Linked DNA regions of Homo sapiens: region 2 is linked to region 1. The links are chromatin loops, found by intact Hi-C in ENCODE. Cell type or tissue: GM12878. All regions are shown on one strand.

Evidence for each region. Peaks named below come from ENCODE experiments on the same cell type or tissue, not always from the same donor. Only the 100,000 strongest peaks of a DNase experiment are listed, where the experiment ranks them.
Region 2: a loop joins it to region 1, with 10 times the contacts of the local background. A loop is called at or near these places in 4 of 110 quality-filtered maps.

Annotation. Positions count from the first base shown.
Region 1 is chr7:67,298,077-67,306,076 of GRCh38, reverse strand. It overlaps the pseudogene PMS2P4 and the pseudogene STAG3L4. Among named protein-coding and RNA genes, the nearest start is that of SPDYE21, 25 kb to the right of the region's middle. RefSeq lists a silencer at 3,047-3,226 and an enhancer at 3,407-3,456. In GM12878, a CTCF peak has its summit at 3,229; DNase peaks (open chromatin) are centred at 1,126 and 3,476; H3K4me3 peaks cover 4,127 bases; H3K27ac peaks cover 3,091 bases.
Region 2 is chr7:67,125,487-67,133,486 of GRCh38, reverse strand. The region is part of intron 13 of TYW1 (tRNA-yW synthesizing protein 1 homolog); the gene reads right to left. It overlaps LOC124901664 (a long non-coding RNA gene), which reads left to right. Exons shown (of 2, transcript XR_007060370.1): 1 at 1-8,000. Among named protein-coding and RNA genes, the nearest start is that of MIR4650-1, 15 kb to the right of the region's middle. In GM12878, no CTCF peak of the experiment used is centred here; a DNase peak (open chromatin) is centred at 4,166; H3K27ac peaks cover 2,318 bases.

The sequences.
Region 1 (8,000 bases):
TCCACAAGATCAGATGAAAAAGTTAACAAGCTCCAGAAATCCTGCATCCTGGTCTTGCTTGTAGCTATCCAGCCACTCATCTACCAAAGACTAGTAAAAAAAAAATACAGATGACTTCTACTTCTGGCAATATAACAGAACAGAAATCCTATATGATCTTCCCAGTTGAACCATCTAAACTTCTGTAAAACATTTAAAACATCTTTCACAATGTACTGGTGAACTAGAATGAAAGGTAAAATTTCATATAGTCCAAAAATGAGGTGTAGTAGCAACCCTGGGAGGTAAGCAAACTGACTTTTGCCCTAAAGGTTTCATTAATCCCTGGGGACCCTGACTTTGTATCCAGATGGCTGCATGGAGTGCAGAGCACAGGAGGTAGAGTCTAAGCTTCTTCCAAGACGAGTAGTCCAAGAGGAGGCACCTAAATAAAGCTGGGTCCTGCAAAGAGTCACATCCTCAAGGAAGTGAGATTGAACACTAAACCTATAGGGCAGATGGCGACAGCAAGAAAACTAGCTTGTTATGACCTGAGGGTGCAGTGGAGGGGAAAAAAAATAACTCCTCCTTGAGAATTCATAACCATAGTGAGCGCTCAGATCTGGATTTGCAGTCAAGATTCATACCACATACATGATCAGAATAATCTTTTTTATCTTTTCCTTTTGTTTTTTTTTTTTTTTGAGACAGTCTCACTCTGTAGCCCAAGCTAGAGCGCAATGGCGAGATCTCAGCTCACTACAACCTCCACCTCCCAGGTTCAAGCATTCTCCTGCTTCAGCCTCCCGAGTAGCTGGGATTACAGGTATGTGCCACCACGCCTGGCTAATGGCTAATTTTTGTATTTTTAGTAGACACAGGGTTTCACCATATTGGCCAGGCTGGTCTCGAACTCCTGACCTCAAGTGAGGCCCACCTTAGCCTCCCAAAGTGCTTGGATTATAGGCATGAGCCACCACACCCAGCCCAGAATAATCATTCAGATAATTAAAAGTGATTCAGGCTGGGAGCAGTAACCCAAGTAAAGTGAAACTCATGTTGCCCAGGCTGGTCTACCAAAAACAGAATAATTAGTCAGGCATGGTGGCACATGCCTATAGTCCCAGCTATGCGAGAAGCTGAGGTGGGAGGGTCACCACCTTGCCACTGAGGGAGGTCAAATCAGCAGGGAGCCGTGATAGCACCACTGCACTCCAGCCTAGAAAGAATGAGAACCTGTCTCAAAAAAAAAAAAAAAAGAAAAGAAAAGTGATTCTGGAGTGTCCCCAGGCAACTGTCAAAGCAACAGCACGTTCCTCTCTTGAAAACCCACCTTTGGGGCCAGGCGCGGTGGCTCACACCTGTAATCCCAGCACTTTGGGAGGCCGAGGCAGGCGGATCATGAGGTCAGGAGATCGAGACCATCCTGGCTAACATGGTGAAACCCCATCTCTACTAAAAATACAAAAATTTAGCCAGCATGGTTGCAGGTGCCTGTAGTCCCAGCTATTCGGGAGGCTGAGGCAGGAGAATGGCCTGAACCCGGGAGGCGGAGCTTGCAGTGAGCAGAGATCACACCACTGCACTCCAGCCTGGGTGACAGAGCGAGACTCGGTCTCAAAAAAAAAAAAACCCACCTTTGACCTAGGCCCCAAAGAACTCCAGGGAAAATGAGTGGCTCACAATAAACCTAGTAAAACATATAAAGAAACAAGGCACTGACAAAATTATTTCACAAACACTTTAGATAATCATCTATCATAGATTATAAAATGACTATGTTTAATAAAATTTTAAAAATAAAACAGGGAGAGAATGGGCTCAAAAAAAGAAATAAAAGGCCAGGCATGGTGGCTCGCACCTGTAATCCCAGCACTTTGGAAGGCTGAGGCGGGTGGATCATGAGGTCAAGAGATCAAGACCATCCTGGCCAAAATGGTGAAACCCCGTCTCTGCTAAAAATACAAAAATTAGTTGGGTGTGGTGGCGTGCACCTGTAATCCAAGCTACTCAGGAGGCTGAGATGGGAGAACTGCTTGAACCCGGGAGGCAGAGGTTGCAGTGAGCCGAGCTCACACCACTGCACTCCAGCCTGGGTGACACAGTGAAACTCCGTCTGAAAAAAACAACAAAAAAAAAAACAAATAAAAACCCAGACTATATTGTTTAGGGATACTTAGGTGACAAAATAATAGACACAAATAGAACATAATTACCATAAAAATCAGGACCTTGAGGGGGTTGGGGGGAAGGTTTAAGTGGAAAGAATGGAGCGGTGACAATGTGTGTCAACCTGGGAGGTGGTGACCCTGGAGTTCGCTTTGTAATTCCTCAAAATGAGCATTTATGTGCTATTCACTTTTCACAGGGCAGAATCTCTGAACTAACATGTTTAAGCAGCCATATAAAAAAAAAATTATTCTCAAAATGTCTCAAAAAAACAAAAATGTTATATATATACGTATAAAAGAAATATATACACATACGTATATATCTATACATATACGTGTGTATATATATGTATATATACATACACGTGTACATATATATATATATATATATATATATATATATATATTTTTTTTTTCCTAGTCGGGCGCGGTGGTTCACGCCTGGTATCTCAGCGCTTTGGGAGACCGAGGCGAGAGGATTGCTTGAGCCCTGAGAGTCTGAGACCAGCGTGAGCAACATAGTGAGACCCTTGTCTCTATTTTTTTTTTTTTTTTTTGAGTCGGAGTCTAGCTCTGTCGCCCAGGCTCGAGTGCAATGGCTCGATCTCAGCTCACTGCAAACTCCGCCTCCAGGGTTCAAACGATTCTCCTGCCTCAGCCTCCCGAGTGGCTGGGATTACAGGCGCCCGCCACACGCCCGGCTGATTTTTGTATTTTTAGTAGAGACGAGGCTTCAACGTGTTGGTCAGGTTGGTCTCGAACTCCTGACCTCAGGTGACCTGCCTGCTTGGGCCTCCCAAAGTGCTGGGATTACAGGCGTGAGCCACGGCGCCCGGCCTGAATAAATCTTTTAAAACATAAAGGTTTGGGTGAGTCCCTGGCCGGCCGGCACAAATGCCGGGGTGGGACCGCGAACCGGGTGGGACCGCAAACCGGGTGGGACACACTCGTTCCGGCCCGGGGGGACTCGGGCCAGCAGCCGGCCGCCGCGCGTGCGCACTTGGCGCGGGGTGGGGGGGAAGGAGGGGCCCGCGCTCCTACCTGTAGGTGGCCAACGCCGGGCGCTGGGCCGCCGCTCCTGCCTTGCACGTTAGAGAGCCGGTACATGCAGGTGGGAAGCTCCACACGGAGAGGCGCGCCGCGCCCGTGATAAGGTTTTACCTGGTACATCGGCATGGCGGAACCAAAGCAAGAGAGGGTGGCGCGTGCCAAACACCAACGCTCAGAAACCGTCCGAGGCTACGACTGGGGGCGGACATCTCCCTTGTGACCCTGCTGCGGTCGTTCGGGAAAAAAAAAAAAAGCAGTCCGGTGTGCTCTGATTGGCCCATGCTCTTTGACGTCACGGACTCGACCTTTGACGGAGCTAATAGGCGAAAAGGAGAGACGGGAAGTATTTTTTCCGCCCCGCCCAGAAAGGGTGGAGCACAACGTCAAAAGCAGCCAATGGGAGCCCAGGAGGCGGGGCGCCTGTGGGAGTCGTGGAGGGAACTTTCCCAGGCCCCGAGGCGGATCGGGTATTGAGTCCATGGAGCGAGCTGAGAGCTAGAGGTGAGCTGGGCTCGCGGTCTCCCTTCTCGCGCGTCCTCCTTGAGAACCACGGCGTTCCAACCTCCCTGGAAATGGGGGGAACATGGCCGAGGGGCGTGGCGAGGCGTGGAGGCCCCGGAGCGGCGTCCTCAGCGCCCCAGCCATCCAGTGCTCCTTGGTTGCGCCTTAAGGCCGAGGCAGGCTCCTTCGGGGTCTTTGGCTGCGGGCAAAGGATTCGGCCCTGTAAGGAGCTGGGTTCGGCCTGTCCCAGACAGGCCCTGCCCACATCCCATCACAGGGCCGTGAACTTGAAGCCCTAGCGTGAAATCCCCATAGACTGAATGCATTTCCTTTCTACCTGTTCTCTCTCCCCTTTTATTTTTATTTTTATATTATTTAATTTTTAATTTTTTATTTTTGTAGAGACGGGGATTTCGCTATGTTGCTGAGGCTGATCTCGAACTCCTGAGCTCAAGCAATCCGCCCGCCTTGGCCCCCCAAGGTGCTGGAATTACAGGCCTGATGCACGCTGCCTGGCCTTTTTAAAAAATTGAGGTTATTTTGGGGAAGGTAGAGCGTCCAGACACATCCTAATTTGCATAGCTGCGCAGTTTTACAAAATGCAATGCATTTCTACCTGTTAGGATATGTGATTTCTGGCTGGTAAGCTACACCGAATCTTGGCTAGCACAGTTGCATTCCATGTCAGATATGTAAACACAAATTCGCTCTCTGCATTTAAATATATTAGATAGATTTAAGTAACTACATTTAAATGTATTCACATTTAAATACATTTTCGGTCTGTATCTAAATGCGCTCCCTCCTGAAAATAAATATCTGAAGTGGGCCGGGCGCGGTGGCTCACACCTATAATCCCAGCACTCTGGGAGGCCAAGGCGGGTGGATCATGAGGTCAGGAGCTCATGCCTAGCCTGGCCAACATGGTGAAATCCAGTTTCTACTAAAAATACAAAAATTAACTGGGCATGGTTGGCGGGCGCCTGTAATCCCAGCTACTTGGGAGGCTGAGGCAGGAGAATCGCTGGAACCCAGGAGGCGGAGGTTGCAGTGAGCTGAGATCGAGCCACTGCAGTCCGGCCTGGGTGACACAGCAAGACTCCGCCTCAAAAAAAAAAAAAAAAATCAGAAGTGGACTGTAGCCTATAGTGTGTTGCCTAATAAATTTATTTTTAGAGATACTTCTTTCAATTTTCTGTGAGGTCATCTGCAGTTTCACATGGTAGACAGACTTAGGTGAGATTCTTAGCAAGGTGGAATGAAGAGTAAAGAGGTTTGTTTATTTCACAAGGGTTTATTGAAGGCCTACAATGTGGTAAATGCTGTAGGAAATACCCAATGATTTCTCTTTCATGGAGGTTTCCTGCCTTCTCTTAACAAGTTATCAATTAAACGGTTTACTGGAAATTGCTAAGTTAATGAACACACGGGATACATTCTTTGGATGAGCAGACATTGGTTGGGCAGAGGAGGAAGAGGAGAGTGGTTTAGAGAGAGACCTGCTTATACACTGTAGTGTTTAAAAGAGCTTGTGATGTTCAGGAAACAATTGTTCACTGCGCTACAATATAGGGGACGGCCGGTTGCAGTGGCTCACACCTGTAATCCTAGCGCTTTGGGAGGCCAAGGAGGGCAGATCACCTGAGGTCAGGAGTTCAAGACAAGCCTGCCCAACATGGTGAAACCCCATCTCTACTAAAAACACAAAAATTAGCCGGGTGTGATGGTGGGTGCCTGTAATCCCAGCTACTTGGGAGGCTCAGACAGGAGAATCGCTTGAACCTGGGAGGCGGAGGCTGCAGTGAGCTAAGATCATACCATTGCACTCTAGCCTGGGCGACAGGGTGAGCACTCTCAAATAATAATAATAATAAATAATAATAATGGTGATGATGTAGGGGACTTGATGAAGGGAAAGGATTAGAGAGATTCTGAAAAGAAGGTAGTTTTGGGCCCAGTGATGACTAGATCTTAAATTTCATGTAGTAGGAAGTGGGGCACTAGTAAATTTTTAAGAAGAAAAATTATTTGACCAGATCTGTGATTTCAAAAATATCTCTGGTGATAGAGTGGAGGATGGCTTGGAGCAGGGAATAAGGGCAGATAAAACTGTTATAAAACTCTTAAAGTTAGTACAGCAAGAACTTTGAGGGTCTTTGCTAAGACAGCAGCTGGCAGCTTCAGTTTGGAGTAGGGTATCAAAGGCAACTGTGTATAAGGAATAGTTATGTAACTGGTACCCAATTTCTGAGATGATTTTAACTTAAACATTGTGTATTTTCCAGCATACTGTTGGTTTTTCTAATTATGTGGGAAATTATGTTGCTTTCACTTTTTTTTTTTATTTTTGCTCCTTACCCAGGCTGGAGTGCAATGCTGCAATCTCAGCTCACTGCAACCTCTGCCTTCTGGGTTTAAGTGATTCTCCTGCCTCAGCCTCCCGAGTAGCTGGGTTTATAGGCGCCCACCGTGATGCCTGCCTAATTTTTTGTATTTTTAGTAGAGACAGGGTTTCACCATGTTGGCCGGGATGGTCTCCAACTCCTGACCTCAAGTGATCCGCCTGCCTCTGCCTCCCAAAGTGCTGGGATTACAGGCATGAGCCACCCCACCAGGCCATGCTTTCAGTTTTCAAGAAAGACACCATTGTTGCCAAAGATTTTGGTAATTTGAGAGATAGAATGTATGTTTTCTCCATGTGGATCCTAGTATAATTAGATAGTAAGGATCTGTTGAATTTGAAGTATCTATCCAGAAGTATCTTGGGTACATGTTTAAGGATTGTAAAACAGTGTTTCTATTTCTGGATATAATAAATGTATTTGTTAATATAATAAATGAATAGATTAGACCCATAAACTATTTACAGTGTTGAGTCATTTCCCACAGTTAAAATCAGGATGAAAATATATAGCTGAATACTTGCTTTGTTTCTTGTAACATTTCTTTAGTACAGAACCTGCTAAGGCCATCAAACCTATCGATCGGAAGTCAGTCCATCAGATTTGCTCTGGGCCGGTGGTACTGAGTCTAAGCACTGCGGTGAAGGAGTTAGTAGAAAACAGTCTGGATGCTGGTGCCACCAATATTGGTAAGTTTGGGAGAGTTTTAAGCCACAAGAAATGATCAGTGTGTGTTGTTGTAGTCAAGAAACATTTGTTATTGAAATAAGACTATCAAGTGTTGATGTAGTAATAAACTATTATTTTTAAGTTAAAGTTAGCACCTATTATGTGCCTAGTACTTAGCTAGGTAGTAATAATAATAACGACAGCTTTTCTTGTGTTCTTATGGTGTGCCAGGCAGGTGTTATGCTAAGAATTGCACAGAAATATCTCATTTAATTTGCAGAATAGCTGGGCGTGGTGTCTGACGCCTGTAATCCTAGCCCTTTGAGAGGCTGAGGTGGGGGGATTGCTTGAGGCCAGAGTTCAAGACCAACCTGGCCAATTGGTGAGACCTCGTCTCTATTAAAAAAATAAAGTAGGCTGGGTGTGGTGGCTCACACCTGTAATCCCAGCACTTTGGGAGACCAAGGCGGGTGGATACCTGAGGTCAGCAGTTTGAGACCAGCCTGTCCAAAATGGTGAAACTCTGTCTCTACTAAAAATATAAAAATTAGCCGGACCTGGTGGCAGAAGCCTGTAATCCCAGCTACTTGGGAGGCTGAGGCATGAGAATGGCTTGAACCCGGGAGGCAGAGGTTGCAGTGAGCCGAGATCGTGCCACTGCACACCAGCCTGGGACAGAGCAAGACTCCGTCTCAATAAAATAAAATAAAATAGGCGTGGAGTAGTGGCTCACATCTATAATCCCAGCACTTTGGGAGGCAGAGCAGGGCTGATCATTTGAGGTCAGGAGTTCAAGACCAGCCTAACCAACATGGTAAAACCCTGTCTCTACTAAAAATACAAAAATTAGCCAGATGTGATGGTGCATGGCTGTAATCTCAGCTCCTCGGGAGGCTGAGGGAGGAGAATTGCTTGAACCTCGGAGGTGGAGGTTGCAGTGAGCCAAGATCAGATCATGCCACTCCATTCCAGCCTGGGTGACAAGAGCAAAACTCCATCTCAAAAAAAAAACAAGAAAAAAAAAGAAAATAACAAAATAAAATAAACCTAAAAAATTATTAATCAGCTGAGTAACTTTATGAGATAGAACTTATTATCTTCATTTTACAGATGAGGAAATTAAGGAACAGGAAATTTCCTTTTTTTGAGATTATAAAGCTAATAAAATAGGATCCAGGAAGTCTGATTCCAGAACCAGTTGTCTTTTTTTTTTTTTTTTTTTGAGATG
Region 2 (8,000 bases), 170 kb after region 1:
ATTTCATGATCCGCCTGCCTTGGCCTCCCAAAGTGCTGGGGATTACAGGTGTAAGCCACCGTGCCCGGACAATCCCAGCACTTTTGAAAGCCAAGGTAGGAGGATCACTTGAGGCCAGGAGTTTAAGACAAGCTGGGCAACATAGTGAGACTCCATCTGTACAAGTTAAAGAATCAAAAAAATTAGCCAGGCATGGTGGTGCACGGCTGTAGTCCGAGCTTCGTGGGGGGACTGAGGTGGGAAGATCACTTGAGCCCAGGAGGTTGAGACTGCAGTGAGCCATGATGGCACCACTGCATCCAGTCTGCCAATAGAGCAAGATCCTGTCTCAAAAAATAAATAAAATAGAATCAACAACTAACAAGACCAAGTATTCGTGAGGATAGAAAATAGAAATTTAATGCAGTAGTCTCCTAAGTATAATCACGTAGGACAGGGTACGGTGACAAAAATCTAATCAAGTTCAAGTTTAAGATGTACATATCCTATGATCCAGCAACTTCCAACCACAGGTTAGTTCCGAAAGAAATTATTGCACATGTGCACAAAGAGACACTCTCAATAATGTTCACTGCAGAGTTAGAAACTGTGAAACAATCCAAATGCCCATCTGTAGGAGGATGAATTTCTCCTACATCGGGGAATATTTACAGGATAGAAGGCTACCTAGCAGTTACAAAGTCTCAAAAGCTAAATATAACAATATGAATATGTCACGAGCATAATATCAAACAAAAGAAAAACAGGTTGCAGGGAGGAAGAAATGAGGGAGGCTACTATTTAATGGGTATGAAGTTTCATAGTTTGGGGGAAAGAATGGGGAGATTAAACAGCTCTGGAGATGGATGGTGGTAATAGTTGCATATAATATGAATGTACATGATACCACTGAACTGTACACTTTAAAATGGTAAAAATGTAATTTTTTATTTTAAAAAAATGGTCAAAAATTAAATCAAGTTGCTTAAGGATACATATAGGGTTACAATATTATATAAAGTTTTAAAATATGGAAAACACTATGCTCTGTTACTTATGGAGTTATACATAAGAGTGAAGTATAAATATGGAATGATAGGCCAGGAGCAGTAGATCACGTCTGTAATCCCAGCACTTTGGGAGGCCAAAGCGAGAGGATCACTTGACGCCAGGAGTTCGAGACCAACCTGAGCAACACAGTGAGACCATATCTCTACAAAATGCAAAAATTAGCCGGGCACAGTGGCGGACACCTATTGTCTCTAGCTACTTGGGAGGCTGAAGTGGGAGGACTGCTTGAGTCCAGGAGTTCAAGGCTGTGGTGAGCCATGATCATACTTGTGGCACTCCACCCTGGGCAACAGAGCAAGACCCTGTGTGATGGTTAACACTGAGTGTCAACTTGATTGTATTAAAGGATACAAAGTATTGCTCCTGGGTGTGTCTGTGAGGGTGTTGCCAAAGGAGATTAACATTTGAGTCAGTGGACTGGGAAAGGCAGATCCACCCCTCAATCTGGGTGGGCACCATCTAATCAGCTGCCAGTGCAGCCGGAATAAAAGCAGGCAGAAGAACGTGGAAAAACTAGACTGGCTGAGTCTTCTGGCCTTCATCTTTCTCCCGTGCTGGATGCTTCCTGCCCTCGAACATCAAACTCCAAGTTCTTCAGCTTTTGGACTCTTGGACTTACACCAGTGGTTTGCCAGGGGCTCTCAGGCCTTTTGGCCACAGACTGAAGGCTGCACTGTCAGCTTCCCTACTTCTGAGGTTTTGGGACTTGGAACGGCTTCCTGGCACCTCAGCTTGCAGATGACCTATTGTGGGACTTCACCTTGTGATAGTGCGAGTCAATTCTCCAATAAACTCCCCTTCATATGTACATCTATCCTATTAGTTCTGTCCCTCTAGAGAACCCTCATTAATACAATATGGAATGATAAACACCAAACATGAAATACTGAAGACAATATGGAACGATAAACACCAATTACAGGATACTGATTCCCTCTGAAAGAAAGAGAAGGAAAAGAAGTATGATAGGATAGAAATGAGGTCCACAGAGACTGCAAATGAATTTGTAATATTTATTTCTTAAGCTAGACTATAGTTATAGTGGTACTTACTATCTTATTCACTGTATCTTTTCATATGTATAAAATATTTAATCATATACACAAAAATGACAATAGAGGGCATCATTTTGTAAAATTCAAACAAAATTACCTACTGTAATGTTTCTAGGTGTTTTTGTCTAGACCCTATAAGGTAGGCACTGTTATTTACCCCATTTCACAGGTGAGAAAAGTGAGTCCCTTGCCCAAAATTACACACACAATAGGTGGCAGAGCCAGTATCCAAACCTTGGTAGCCTTGTTTCAGAGACCCAAGCTTTCAATTACTAAACCAAGCAGGTTGTTGGGAAATAACAGAATATACACCAAGAGGAGATCAGATAAATGCAATTTGCTCATTGACCAAATACTTATGTGGCAATCATGTGTCAGTCACCGTGTTAAGGGCTTTGAATACCACAGTGAACAAAAAGGCATAACACACATCTTGCCTTCCCTAGGGGACTTTTCAATTCAGAGCAAGGACAATTAAATAAGCAGTCACACCAACCCCTGCTCTCCTGGGTGGTAAAAGAAAGCACAAGTACCCTTCACCCAGAAGTGCCAAATGCAGACTGTGGGAGGGGAGGGAAGGAGTTAGGGAAGGCTGCCAAAGACAAGACTTGTGAGGTTATTTGTTAAATCCATATTAAAAAATATTATTCAGACAGTAAGAAGAGTGTTGGAGTGTTATATTTACTTCATTTTTGTATTTTGCATTTTTTTTTTTTTGAGTTAAGAGTCTCGCTCTGTCGCCCAGGCTGGAGTGCAGGGGCATGATCCCCACTCACTGCAAGCTCTACCTCCCAGGTTCACATCATTCTCCTGCCTCAGCCTCCCGAGTAGCTGGGACCCACCACCATGCTCAGCTAATTTTTTGTATTTTTAGTAGAGACGGGGTTTCACCATGTTAGCCAGGATGGTCTCGACCTCCTGAACTCGTGATCCACCCACCTCAGTCTCCCAAAGTGCTGGGATTCCAGATGTGAGCCACCGCACCCAGCCATCTGTTTGTTTTTTGAGATGGAGTCTCTGTTTCCCAAGCTGAAGTGCAGTGACACAATCTCGGCTCACTGCAACCTCCGCCTCCCGGGTTCAGGTGATTCTCCTGCCTCAGCCTCCCGAGTAGCTGGGATTACAGGTACCCACCACCACACCCAACTGATTTTTGTATTTGTAGTAGAGATGGGGTTTCACTGTGTTTGCCAGGCTGGTCTCAAACTCCTGACCTCAGGTGATCCACCCACCTCAGCCTCCCAAAGTGCTGGGATTAGAGGCATGAGCCACCACGCACGGCCTATAATTACTTCTATAGAAAGATATGACACTCTGTTAACAAAAAAAAAAAAGTAGAAATCAACACACAGAGTATCTTCTGGGAATGGAACAGCACATATATCAAGTTTCAATACGTAGTAATGATAGCTTATCAAATCTGTACTTTAAAGATGGTTCATCAATAAATGGTACTTGGGAACGACATAAAAATGAATGCTAAGTTATATCCCAACTGGATTAAAGAGTTGAGATTTAAACAACTGGGCTAGGAAAGAACCAGAAAATATACATAAGTATTTTTATATCCTAAGGGTCTAAGCATGACACTAAAAGGAGAATTCACAAAGACAAAAATTACTAGGTCTTAAAGAAAAAAGCTGTGAGACTTATACTATCAGATTTTAAAACTTAAAATTAACCCCTACGAGCCTTCTAGTTTCCAATGCAGCAAGAAAGTTGCTTGGACGTCATCACTGTGTCTTAACAAGTAAAAAGCTGAACAAATTGAAAAATCAACAACTGTTCTTAGATCCATCAGAGAAGTGAGGTCACAGGGCAAACCTGCTGTCCCCATAATTGGAGGGAAAAACAGGCAGGCACAGAGAATCACAACTTAACAGGAGCAGAAACCTCCACAGAGACCAGCGCTAACACAGGGAAACTGAACTGTAATTGACAAAGTGCTGGAGGCTCAGTGTGGACAAGTCTGACACATAAAAATTCCAGACAGACCCAGTCATTAGGGGCCCTACACTTTTGTGAGTTTTACCTACTGGAGCTCTGCCAGATTCTCACAGTAAGTATACAGGGGGAAATCCCTTGTGCTTCCGGTAAGGGGAGGGAAACAGGAACCATTTGACATGTGTCAGAGCATTCTGTTGATAACAAGGTCTGCTCCCAGGAGAAACGATTTAACCAGAACCTAACTTGCTTGGTTTTATCAGAGCCTAACTAACCAAGTGGAAGAGAAATACCCAACTCCAGCCAGCACCGGCCTTCCATGTAAGAAAAGGGAAATAGCCAACTGCAGCACACTCTAGCCAACCTGTCCCAAGGGGGAAGAAAAAACTGAGAAGTATTTGTGAAGTTCACAGTCCAGGGGTACAGCCTCACTAAAAGACTGAGACCTAGACTGGGCGCGGTGGCTCACACCTGTAATCCCAGCACTTTGGGAGGCCAAGGCAGGTGGATCATTTGAGGTTAGGAGTTCAAGACTAGCCTGCCCAACATGGTAAAACCCCGTATCTAGTAAAAATACAAAAATTAGTGGAGCATGGTGGCGGGTGCCTGTAATCCTAGCTACTTGGAAGGCTGAGGCAGGAGAATTGCTTGAACCTGGGAGGCAGAAGTTGCAGTGAGCCAAGATCGTGCCACTGCACTCCAGCCTGTGACAGAGCAAGACTCCGTCTCAAAAAAAAAAAAAAAAAACACTGAGACCTAATCATAAGACTACAGAATGCTTCCCCTCCCCATACACCATACCATCACATTATTAAAGGTCTAGTGAGAGCAGTTCCTTTTACCCAGGATATCACGTTCAGTGACAAGAAGTTACAAGGCACACTAAAAGGCAAAAAGCAAAGTTTAAAGAGATAGCACAAGGATCCAAACCAGGCTCTGACACGGCAGGGATGTTGGGATAACCCGACCAGATGCAAAGGGCTCCAGTGGATAAAGTACACAGCACACAAGAACAGATAGACAATGTAAACAGAGATCGAAATCCTAAGAAAGAACAAAATCGAAATGCTGGAGCTCTAAAACACTCTAACTTTGGAAATGAAGAATGGCCTTGAGACTGGATATGGCTGATGAAGGAATCTCTGAGTTTAAGGATTCTCAACAGAAACCTCTAAAACTGAAAAGCAAAATGAAAAAAGACTGAAATAAACCAGAATGGAATATTCAGGAGCTGTGGGATAACTATAAAGGGTGTAATGTATGTGTAACAGGAATACCAAGAGGAAAAGAAAGAGAGAAAAGAACAAAAGTAGTATTTGAACGAATAATCACTCAGGATTTCCCCATGTTAATGTCAGGCCCCAAACCACAGTCAGGAGGCTCCCAGAACACCAAGTAGGATAAATGTCAGAAAAACTATAGATAAGCATGTAAGTTTCAAACCACAGAAAATCAAATATTTAACAAAATCCAGAAAGAAGACAGAGGGAAAAAAGCCTTACCTATAGAAAAGGAAAGAATGATTTCAACTTCTACCCAGAAAGCATGCAAGCAAGGAGACGGCAGGGTGAAATATTTAAGCCCTGAAAGAAAAAATCACCACCTAGAATCTGCACCCTATGAAAATGTCCTTCAACACTAAGGGAGAAATACTTTTTCAGACAACTGGAATCTGGGGGAATTTGTTGCCAGTAGATCTTCCTTGAAAGAAATGTTAAAAGAAGTTCTTCAGAGAAAAGGAAAATGATACAGGTCAGAAACTCAGATCTAAGAAAAGAAAGGAAGAACATCAGAGAAGGAGTAAAATAAAAATGTTTATTTTTCTTATTCTTAATTCATCCAACAGATAGCAATTTGGCCAAAATAATAAGATAGCAACAATATATTGATTATGCATGCCTATGTATAAGTAAAATGAGTGATGGCAATGATACAAGGACAGGAGGGAAGAATCAGGATTATTTTGTTATTATAAGGAGGCCGGGCACAGTGGGTCAAGCCTATAATCCCAGCACTTTGGGAGGCCGAGCCAGGTGGATCACTTGAGGTCAGGAGTTCAAGACCAGCCTGGCCAACATGGTAAAACCCTGTCTCTACTAAAGATTAAAAAAATTAGCCAAGTGTAATGGTGAGCGCCTGTAATCCCTGCTACTTGGGAGGCTGAGGTAGGCAAATTGCTTGAACCTGGGAGGTGGAGGTTGCAGTGAGCCGAGATCAGGCCACTGAACTCCAGCCTGGATGACAGAGTGAGACTCGATCTCGAAAAAAAAAAAAAAAAGATTATTTTATTATCATAAAATACTTGTCCTACTCAGGAAGGAATATAGTGTTCTTTGAAAATGGACTTCAATTACTGGTAGACCTATATTACAAACTCTAGGGAAAACACTAAAAAAACAACAAGTGAAGTATGATTAATATGCTAAGAAAAGAGAGAAAATGGAATCATATTTAACATACTCAAAACCACAAAAGAAAAAATGTGGAATACAAAAATAGAAACAAAGAACAAGACCAACAAATAGAAAACATTAACAAATACAGTAGATGTTAATCCAACTATATCAAATCCCCTGAAATGTATGTGATATTGTTGCAAGAACAGACAAATAGACCAAAGGAACAGAACACAGCCCAGGAAAAGAGTCACACAAATATAGTCAACTGATCTTTAGCAAAAGAGAAAAAAGTGAAAAAAGTAATACAATGGGGAGAAGATAATTTTTTTCAACAAATAGTGCTGGAACTAGAAATCCACATGCAAAAAAAAGAATCTAGACGAACACCTTATACCTCTCCCAAAAATTAACTCTAAGTGGATTACAAAATTAAATGTAAAAGGCAAAACTGTAAGAGTTCTAGAAGATAACACAGGAGAAAGTCTAGATGACCGTGGATTTGGTAATAGCTTTTTAGATAGCAAACCAAAGGCATGACCCATGAGAGAAAAAATTGGTAAGTATTAAACATTTTTGCTCTGCAGAAGACACTGCCAAGAGATGAAAAGACAAGCTACAGACTGGGAGAACACATTTGCAAAAGACATATCTGATAAAGGACTCCAAAATATACAAAGAACTCTTAAATCTCAACAATAAGAAAATGAACAACCCAATTAAAAATGGGCCAAAGACCATAGCAGACATCTCATCAAAGATATATGAATGGCAAATAAGCATATGAAAAAATGTTCCACATCACCTGTCATCAGGGGAATGCAAAATAAAGCAACAGTGACAGAACTCTCATCCATTGCTCATGGGAATACAAAATGGTACAGCCACTTTGGAAGACAGTTTGGCAGTTTCTTAAAAAACTAAACAATACTCTTATGAAACTACCCAGCAACTACACTCTTTGGTATTTACTCCAAGGAGTTGAAAATTTATATGCAAACACAAACTTGCACACAGATGTTTATAGCAGCTGGGTTCAAAATTGCCAAAACTTGGAAGAAACCAAGATGCCCTTCAGTGGGTGAGTAAACTGTGGTACATCCAGACAACAGAATATTGTTTAGCTCTAAAAAGAGATGAACTATCCATGTGAAAACACATGAAAGGAACCTTAAATGCATATTGCTAAGTGAAAGAAGCAAATCTGAAAAGGCTACATACAGTATGATTCCAACTATATGACATTCTGGAAAAGGCAAAGCTACGCAGACAGTAAAAGATCCATCCATGGTTGCCAGGGATGAGGGAGGGAGAGATAAACAGGCAGAGTACAGGAGATTCTTAGGGCAGTGAAACTACCCCATATGACACTGTAATGGTGGATACATGTCACTATACATTTGTCCACACCCACAGATGTACAACCACAACAATGAACCCTAATGTAAAATACAGACCATGGCTGATAATGATGGATCCGTGTAGGTTCATCAGTTATAATAAATGTGCCACTCTTGCGGGTGATGTTGATAAGGAGGTAATGTACGCATGCATG